Regions from separate parts of the Homo sapiens genome. Here region 2 is linked to region 1. A link is an interaction called in ENCODE POLR2A ChIA-PET data of the cell type or tissue named here. Cell type or tissue: PC-9. All regions are shown on one strand.

Region 1 (5,000 bases):
AAAATCAACACCACCACTTGCAGCTAGAATGCCTCTTTTTCCGTGTCAACTGCTAGGAAAGCCAGCAGGGCAAAGACTCAATGGAGAAGAGATAGGGAGTTGGACATAGGATATGGCAGTGTAAACAAAGGGAGGAAGCCACCAAGGAACAAGTATAATAAGATGTTTAGACAACCTGTTCATGCATTTACTTTGTTAAGTAGGATTTAAATTACAGAGATCCTCAATTTTGAAGTTTTTTTTCCCCCAAATAAATATTCACAATAGAAAGAAAATGTCCATTTTCTAGAATACAGAATTATACCTGAAGCTGAAGAGATTTTCCTTTGTTCAAAAATATGTACATATATACACAATGCTGATGTGCAAAACAAGTACACAGATGTGTATTTAAAAAGTAAAAACTTCTATGTGATACTCTAATAGTGAATACAGACAACAAATTTGTCCAAATCCATATAACGTACAACACCAAGAGTGAACCCTATTGTAAACTATGGACTTTAGTTTACAATGATGTGCCAATGTAGAATAATGTGCTGTAACAAATGTTACACTCATTTGTTACACTCCACTCTGGTGGAGGATGTTGACAATGGGGGAAACTATGCATGTGTTGGGATAAGTTGTATATGGGAAATCTCTATACCTTTTGCTCAATTTTGCTGTGAACCTAAAACTACTCTTTAAAAAAATAAAGACAATGTATCATATCTGTGTGTGTATACACAAAAATATATATGTACATCTATAAATAAAAGTAAAAAAGATTGGGGCTGGGCGCGATGGCTCATGCCTGTAATCCCGGCACTTTGGGAGGCTGAGGCGGGAGGATCAGGAGTTCAAGGCCAGTCTGGCCGACATAATGAAATCCCGTCTCTACTAAAAACACAAAAAATTAGCCAGGCGTGGTAGTGTGTGCCTTTAATCCCAGCTACTTGGGAGGCTGAGGCAGGTGAATCGTGTGAACCTGGGAGGTGGAGGTTGCAGTGAGCTGAGATCATGCCATTGCACTCCAGCCTGGGCGACAGAGCGAGACTCCGTCTCCAAAAAAAAAAAAAAAAGATTGGAAGGCAATATTATATAATAAAAGATGATGGTGATTATCAGTCTTGATGATTAAATAAATATGATAATCTGTTGTCTTCTAAAATTTTTAAAAATGAACATGGATTATCATTATTTTTAGACAGGCTCTCTCTTTGTTGCTCAGGGTGGAGTGCAGTGGCATGATCATGGCTCACCGCAGCCTCAAACTCCCAGGCTCAGGTGATTCTCCTGCTTTGGCCACCCCAAGTGCTGGGATTATAGGTGTGAGCCACCACACCTGGCCAGAATTATTTTTTTAATAAGAAAAAAACTCAAGACAGAAGATTATACCTGACAATAATGAAATCATGGTATTAATCTACTGGCACAAATGCTCAAATGCATTTGTAGTTGATTAGAGAAATGTAATTTTGGGGAAATTAGATTGTTTTTTCTGCTTACAATACTATTAAAATTTGCTTGCATGGCCTAAAATATACCATTTGAGGAGTAGTTCTTGAGTGGGTGGCACCAGAGACACAGGGAAGCATGCATGAAATAAAACAGGTTGATCAGTCAGAATCTGACTGTATTTCATATTTATCATGTCTATATTCTTTTACGTGTTAAAAGTCAAGCTCAATGGGAAACTTGACTTTCAAGTTTGCAGCTTCAGTCACATGAGCTCCTTTTGACTACAGATATTTGTCCTTCATAAAAATTAGTCTCAGGGAAACAGTTGGGAGGGCCCCATAGAACGAGTGACTCACAAGTTTTCTATAGATAACACAAAGATTCTTTCCAATAATACAAGAGCAGGATATATCTGAATCCTTGTGGAAGTATATGTAAGAGACAACAAAGCCAGGTGTCTTGCAAATGGAAAAGCCAATGACAGTTTTGCAGTATGATCTACAACCAGAAATGCCAACACATACTGGTCAGTTAAAGTAATGGAAAAGAAGTCCCCCTCCCAACTCACAGCTTTTCATGAGTAATTTCATAGCTAATATACCACTATGAATCACTCTAGACACATATATCCTAGAGTGTCAACAAGTTATTTCAGGGCACAAGCCTTCAAAGGCATAGTCTGAGTGCCTCATGAAATAAACTCTTGAATATTCAGAGTGAGGTGGATCCAGTTTAGTCAGTTCCTGAGCATTTATTCTCCTTCTCTTCTGTTTCCCAGCTTCTAATCATTTCACAGTTCATAAACGTCCTCAAGAAGAGAAAGGAAGTGAAATTCAAACCAACTGATTTACTTCCTTGTAAGCATTTTTGGTGAAAGTGTGTGGGAAGTGGACACAAAATGAGGTTTTGGCATTCTCCATTGATTTTAATTATTCTTGTTAACTTTGTTCCCACTAAATGTACAGATAAGAACTAAAACTCTAACACTTGAGAGAAAAATAGACTTTAGAAGCTTTCAAAATCTACCTGTCAGAGAGGTCTCCTTGGGCTAATTACAAAAGGTCACTAAATGTTCAGGAACCATGAAGAACAATTTTTAGTCACCAATTTTTTGGTAATCATAAAAGTAGGGACTCAAAGTGTAGCTACAAGGTTTCATATGTTTGAAAGTCCAGTAGTCTCTTGTCTCTCAGTTATATAGTAGCTCCCACCAGCTCTGCTCAGATATATCAGAACTTAGACACATTTGGCAGATTTGAGAGTGATCTTAAAGGATCATCCTATTTGGGGCCAGGCGCGATGGCTCATGCCGGTAATTTGGGGCCAGGTGCGATGGCTCATGCCTGTAATCCCAGCACTTTGGGAAGGACTAGGTGAGTGGATTGCTTGAGCTCAGGAGTTCGAGACCACCCTGGGAAACATGGTAAAACCCCATCTCCACAAAAAATACAAAAATTAGCTGGGGGCTGGTGGCACACGCTTGTGGTCCCAGCTACTCAGGAGGCTGAGAAGGGAGAATCACTTGAGCCTGCGAGGCTGAGGTTGCACTGAGCTGAGACTGTGCTACTACACTCCAGGCTGGGCAACAGAGCGAGACCCTGTTTCAAAAATAAAAATAAAATTAAAAATGAGGGCCAGGCATGGTGGCTCATGCTTATAATCCCAGCACTTTGAGAGGCCAAGGCGGGCAGATCACCTGAGGTCAGGAGTTCAAGACCAACGTGGCCAAGATGGCAAAACCCCGTCTCTACTAAAAATACAAAAATTAGCTGGGTGTGGTGGTATGCACCTGTAGTCCCAGCTACTCGGGAGGCTGAGGCAGGAGAATTGCTTGAACCCGCGAGGCAGAGATTGTAGTGAGACGAGATCGTGCCACCGCACTCCAGCCTGGGCGACAGAGCGAGACTGTCACACACACGCACACACACACTAAAAGTAATAAAATAATTAGGAAGTGATGAGGTTTGAGTACTTATCACTTTTGTCTTTAAAGTAAGTTACATTTTATTTATGTATAATAAAATTTAATAATTACCCCTGCCCATGAGTCCATATGGGCTAGCGTTAGCACACCACTTAAAGTGGCTTTAAAACTTACCAGGAACACATGCTCAAATATCTGTGTAGGGCTATCCATTTGACCAAGGATCACTATCATTTCATTGTCTATAAATTCCTTGAATTCCCGCAAGTTGCACACCATTTGCATTTCCAACTCTGTTCTTATCTGAAACAAAGATGATATATTGGACCCATCTCTTAAAGTCCCTCTGTACTTTCAACCATGCACTATTTCCAGCCCCACACCTACTGTTATCCCACTGCTAGCCTTGGAACAAACAAGGACTCAAGGTCTCTTACCTCTTTGGATGTAATATTCTCCAAATCCTTCTGCATCATGATCTCCCTTAATTTGGTTTTAATTAGCCTTTCTGTTCGTTCACGTTCAGTAGGTCTGAGAAGAGAGAAATAACGATTATTCTTAAACGATATTCTTAATAACGATTATTCTTAAATGGGAAAGAAAGAAGAATGATCCTGTCTTCTTCAATAAGGCAAATCCTTTTCCAAAATCGGTTCTAGAGATCAACAACTTAGAGCGTGGGTCCCCAGTGAGTACCGGTCAGTGGCCTGTTAGAAGCCGGGCAGCAGAACAGGAGGTGAGCAGCGGGCAAGCATTACTGCCTGAACTCCGCCTCCTGTCAGATCAGTGGCAGCATTAGATTCTCATAGGAGCGCAAACCCTATTGTGAACTGCACATGTGAGGGATCAAGGTTGTGTGCTCCTTATGAGAAGCTAACTAACGCCTGATGATCTGAGGTGAAACAGTTTCATCATGAAACCATCCCCACTCCACTGCTCCGTCTGTGGAAACTGGTCTCTGGTGCCAAAAAGGCTGGGGACTGCTGACTTAAGAGCCCTTCCATCCAGAATGCTTTCCTTTTAATGACAACTCTCACAATATCTCTGTGAAACACTTATCCTTTTCTATAGGGAGAGGAAACAAACAACTGAAAAGCTAAATGACATGCTGATAACCATGCTGGGGCAGGAGAACTACAACGCTCAGCCTAGCCTAATGCTCTACCTGAAGGATTATGTCACTTCCTTTAGTCTTCTGACTCTCTTAAAAATAAAATCACCCTTGGAACTTTAATATGAAATCAAACTAGGTAGCTGACTCTCCAATTATTAGAAAGGTAGTGGTTCAATGTAACTGGATACTCCTCCTCTAAAGCATTATTTCAGATTATGCAGAATTTGAATGAGGTTGACAGAGAGTACTTTGTTTCATCTCCTCCCCAACTCCCACCACCTACTCAAGAAAGGTATCTGGCTCTGCACCTCCTTATTTGGAGATGAAAATGGACTAAGCTTTCAGGCATCCTGCCTGCCCTTGCTGCCTACAGCCTTATCACTGGTTGCAAAAATAGCTTTGGTAATCTCCAAAGATGGATGCTCCAACCCCACAACCTTGGGGCTTCCCACCACTTGGACTCTTAATTTCTCATGAACCCTACAGAATACAGCTAATACCTGAGCTGTTTCTCTTCAA
Region 2 (5,000 bases), 410 kb before region 1:
CAAGCAGAAAGCAGAATGACCTTAAGGGGTGTGTTGAAAATGATCCCTGTATTAGGAGTTAGGTTGGGCTAGAACCTTTCCAAATATTCAGTCTATGTGAGAGTTTCTCGTGATTTTGGTTAATAATCTCATCTTGGTTCAAAGTCTTGCCAAAATTCAACTGGTGGAGAAGTTAACCTAAATAGTTCTAATCCAAATAAATAGTTGCCTGTCTGGAAATTATTTCAATCTCACTTTTAAAAACATTTCATTTGCCCACCCTAAGGTATAACTGACATACAGTAAAATGCACAGACCCTAAGTGAATATTCTCATGAGTTTTTGAAAAATATATAGATCCATGTAACCAACACCCTAACCATATAAAGAACATTCCATCATAGTTCCCTGGTGTCCCTTTCCACTCAATTGCTCCCCTACCACTTTCTATTACCAAACAGTTTTGTCCATTTTTGAAGTTCATACAGGTTAGTCTCTGTCTTTTTAATGCTTGTGTAGTATTCATGTCCCCTACTGGACATACAGGTTATATCCAACAACACACATACACACGCAAGCGCACACATACATATTTGGGCTTACTTTTTGTAATAATCTGTGAGATCTTTTTTCACATTAGTGAATATTAATCCCTTGGTTGGCTGCATTTTGTTAGTACTTTTTCTCACTGTCAAATCCTCTTCATTGTTCCAAAATAGTATATCAGTTATTTGTACATTCAAAATGTTATGGTATTTAAATTGGAATAAACAAAATTATGGGTAACTTTTTTCTCACAAATCTGTTGCCTTAATCTTTTTAAATTATCATGTGCTTCCTTGTATAATCCAAAAGTGTTTCAATTTTGAAAAACATGAAGAATGATAGCCATAGCACTAGTACTAAACATTTTAAAACAATTTCTGAATTACAGAATCATAAGGAGTCTAAGATGACCATCTTTGAGAAGGAAAACTTTATTGGACGCCAGTGGGAGATCTCTGACGACTACCCCTCCTTGCAAGCCATGGGCTGGTTCAACAACGAAGTCGGCTCCATGAAGATACAAAGTGGGGCGTAAGTACAAAAACAGGGTTGGAATATACTTCAAAGTAACTCCTGAGGTTGCATCAATAGTTATGTTTTAATCAGATTTCATACGTATCGGTATAGATGTCACATTCTAGTTCTACATAATTTTGAATCTCAATTTCTTTATACCAACTACCACTTTAGGTTGCAGATTTATCTCCCCCAGACATGCCTCTATGGAAGAATTTACGTTGACTACTTATACCTGTTTTGATGATTAAGGCTAATTAACTAGCTATAGCCATATTATGCTTACAAATAGTGCCTGACACATTTAGGATGGCTATTTTTTCTAAGCCTAAAAGCATCTCATACCATTGTGTTGAGTAAAGAGGCTCAGGTTTTGGGGTATTAACCAGATTCCTAATTAGTTTTAATAATGAAATGTACTTTGAATTTCCTAGCTGGGTTTGCTACCAATATCCTGGATATCGTGGGTATCAGTATATCTTGGAATGTGACCATCATGGAGGAGACTATAAACATTGGAGAGAGTGGGGCTCTCATGCCCAGACTTCGCAGATCCAATCGATTCGCCGAATCCAACAGTAGCTGATTAAAAGCTCCAAGTACGATAATTCCTCAAGCATGAGACCTTGCTAAGCACTCTAGAATAAGTTTTATGTTCTGCTCACAGACATTGCTTTCAAATGTTAGCTGCTGAAATCCACAATAAACGTCATTTAAAAAAAAAAAACTTTGTAGACTGAATTAACTACCATGCTTCACATAAATCACACCTAAGTGGATGAGAATTTTTTTTTTTTTTTTAGTTATTTTGCTCTTGTTGCTCAGGCTGGAGTGTAATGGCGCTATCTTGGTTCACCACAACCTTCGCCTCCCGGGTTCAAGTGATTCTCTGCCTCAGCCTCCCGAGTAGCTGGGATTACAGGCATGCACCACCACACCTGGCTAATTTTGTATTTTTAGTAGAGACGGGGTTTCTCCATGTTGGTCAGGCTGGTCTCGAACTCCCGACCTTAGGTGATCTGCCCGCCTCGGCCTCCCGAAGTGCGGGATTACCGGCGTGAGCCACCACGCCCGGCCTGTGGATGAGAATTTTTGTTGTTGTTGAGACAGGGTCTCACTGTCACCCAGGCTGAAGTGCAGTGGTGCGATCTGGCTTACTGCAGCGTCATTCTCCTGGGCTCAAGTGATCCTGCCTCAGCCTCCTGAGTAGTTGGGACTACAGGTGCCTGCCACTATGCCTGGCTAATTTTTGTACTTTTTGTAGAGATGAGGTCTCACTATGTTGCCCAGGCTGGTCTCGAATTCTTGGGCTCAAGTGATCCACCCACTGTGGCTTCCCAAAGTGCTGGGATTACAGGTGTTGAGCCACTGCGCCTGTCTGGATGAGAATTTTTTAAGTCAAGCTTCCATAAAACTCCACATTCTCTTTTGTGTCCTTGCAAGTCACTCACCAGGCCAAGGACAATTATTCCTTATCTCAAAGAACAATAAAGCATATGACCTAAATGTTATCAATCTCTATAGCGACTGACACTTTTGGTAAATGTTTTTATGTCCTTTCCTCCCGTCTCCTGCTCTTTCTAATAATGTTGAAGTTGGCATTGATTTTCCTTTCACCTTGTGACAAATCAGTACTAAAGAAACAGGAAGTTTCTCCAGTGTGTACTGCCACATATTTCAACATAAAGTTATGAATAAATCCAGAATCTTGGCAACTTAACATTCTAGTTGCTCAACTGCTTAGCTCAATTTTGATTTATTTCAATTGGAAGGGCATAAGGCTTAATGTCCTGCAAAAAGGCAGGATAGCTCTGGATTTTTCAATAAGCAAGCTAATTCTAAGCACTGTAAAAACCTGTATGATTAAAAAATTTTTTTAAAATCATAGGACCATAGTATACTGAAGACTTAAATTCTTCACATATTTGACCCTTTGGAAAAAAATCATTATCAATGTCACAAACTTAGTTTTCGGTTTGTTTTTCTTTTTACTTTTTATCAGCTGAATTTAAGATTAGTCAGTAAAGACTTTTTAAAAAATTAAAGCACACAAAAGATAACAAACACCTCAGAAACTTTAAAATTTTTTATTCAACAATGTACACTTATTGTCTCTCAATTTGATCTACAAATTTCTCAAGTTTTTTTTCTGATAAAATAAGTAAATCTGGGTATGGTTGTAGAGTGTTTGTAATTTATATTTTTAAAACACTGAACATGATGAAGACATCAATAAAGGAAGATCATCACGTAAATGACACTTCCTCAGAATCCATGACATCAGAAACAGCTATAGCAAATACCTAAGCATTTAGCAAAAGGGAAAATTTCTGGTGACTGTTCTTATATGTAGAAAAGACCTATATTTTTGACTGGGCAAAACAAACATTGAAACTTTTTTTTGAGCGGGGGGAACATCCTTTAACATAACTGTACTCCACTTATTATCCATTCCCCCAGATTAAGAGGTAACTCAGCTCCTTAGTGCCTCTGCACGAGACAGAGAAATTACTTCACTCCTCCAGTAGGTTCTAAGACTGAACATAAGTGAACTACTGACAGATGCGGAAGAGGAACCATAGCCATCTAAAATGATGCTTGCTACACTCCTGCATTTCTGCCTTTTAAGGCCATGCAATTAATATGGGTCACCTTTTAAGTCTTAACTGGATAACTTAGTTTTTAACTGCCACTATCAATGAAGATACATATAGAAGGGTTTTGCTGTGTCCTCAAAGGCAACAATATACTTGATGAAGAAGTAACCCTCTTCTGTATATTGAAAAAGCTATAAAATGGAAATATTTATTTTTTATGTAGGAGCATGGGGAAAATGCTATCAGTAATATCTTCTACTTAAACATATTAGCCTCTCCTACAAAGGTCCTGAACCAATTAAAAAAAAAAAAACTTTAAAAAAGATGATTTGACAAAACCTGGGTAGTAGTACATCTACACATTATAAGTACACATACACAAAGTAAAGCTATTTAGTACATACAGATTGCAGCACTTGAACCAAATGTACCCAACTCCTAAACTTGTTCTAATCAGCTTGGGCAATTTTTTAAAAGATACACGTTATCTTTAAAACAACCAGTGCTTTGATCTTACAAACAACTGAATAATTCTAATCTCAAGCCAGTCAATTCAGTAAACCAAATTTATGCTAAAGCAATAAAGGTAAAAGCCTATCCTACCTTTAAACCAGCTTTAAGACAAAAAATCGTCACCAAGTTCCATATGACAAAAAAGGGTCTTTCAGTTTGAATTACTTTCCATTTCTATTTGATCAAATAAACCAAAATATTACTAAGGAAGAGCATCCAATGATTTGTAAAGCTGATAAAACTGCCCTGTTTCAAGAAAAGCTCTTTAATAGATACAAGTCAAGCTCTCGTTTAAATTGAACTTTATTAAAATAGGTGCCAGTTTTCCTCTCTCCTAGTTCCACTGATGAGCTAGCCCAGAACTATGTAACTTTGAGCCAAGTTTCCAAAGATGGTAAAGCTAACAACAGCAAAGTAGTAAGGACAAATCGGTCACTTTTGGTAATGACACACAAATTAAACTTTCAAAACATGTGCATAGCTTTATTCATCTACTTAGATCTAACCTTTTCACGGAGCTTCGGCAAAATTCGAGTGTGCAAAATGCATTTCTAAAACGTAATGCAAGCAAAGCTTTCACATTTACACTGGCAGGAAATACAGAGAGAAACTAACAAGTCACATTAGGGAAAATTCAGATCTTTTTTTTTTTTAATGACAAGAATTGCACAGTTTATTATTTTGAGACAATTGTTGCAGACATAAATATTTAAAATTTTCTAAGCAAGGTGCTTTTAACAAAATTTTTAAAGTTGGAAAGAGCTGATAACTTGGATCATAGCTCACACAGAATTCCAAATTAAAGTGGACTCCATTATCTCCCTATATTTTGCAAACAATGCTTTGTAT

The links. Peaks named below come from ENCODE experiments on the same cell type or tissue, not always from the same donor. Only the 100,000 strongest peaks of a DNase experiment are listed, where the experiment ranks them.
Region 2: POLR2A ChIA-PET joins it to region 1 with 7 read pairs; 1 of 35 experiments calls an interaction of 5 or more read pairs at or near these places.

Annotation. Positions count from the first base shown.
Region 1 is chr17:29,663,326-29,668,325 of GRCh38, forward strand. SSH2 (slingshot protein phosphatase 2) reads right to left here. Exons shown (of 16, transcript NM_001282129.2): 10 at 3,805-3,898; 11 at 3,542-3,670. Among named protein-coding and RNA genes, the nearest start is that of SSH2-AS1, 26 kb to the left of the region's middle. RefSeq lists enhancers at 1-200, 4,359-5,000 and a silencer at 1-200. In PC-9, no CTCF peak of the experiment used is centred here; DNase peaks (open chromatin) are centred at 1,796 and 2,156; H3K4me3 peaks cover 1,639 bases; H3K27ac peaks cover 4,078 bases.
Region 2 is chr17:29,252,727-29,257,726 of GRCh38, forward strand. It overlaps CRYBA1 (crystallin beta A1), which reads left to right. Exons shown (of 6, transcript NM_005208.5): 5 at 914-1,056; 6 at 1,476-1,768. The coding sequence ends at 1,623. It overlaps NUFIP2 (nuclear FMR1 interacting protein 2), which reads right to left. Exons shown (of 4, transcript NM_020772.3): 4 at 3,113-5,000. Among named protein-coding and RNA genes, the nearest start is that of CRYBA1, 8.4 kb to the left of the region's middle. In PC-9, no CTCF peak of the experiment used is centred here; no DNase peak of the experiment used is centred here; H3K27ac peaks cover 1,980 bases.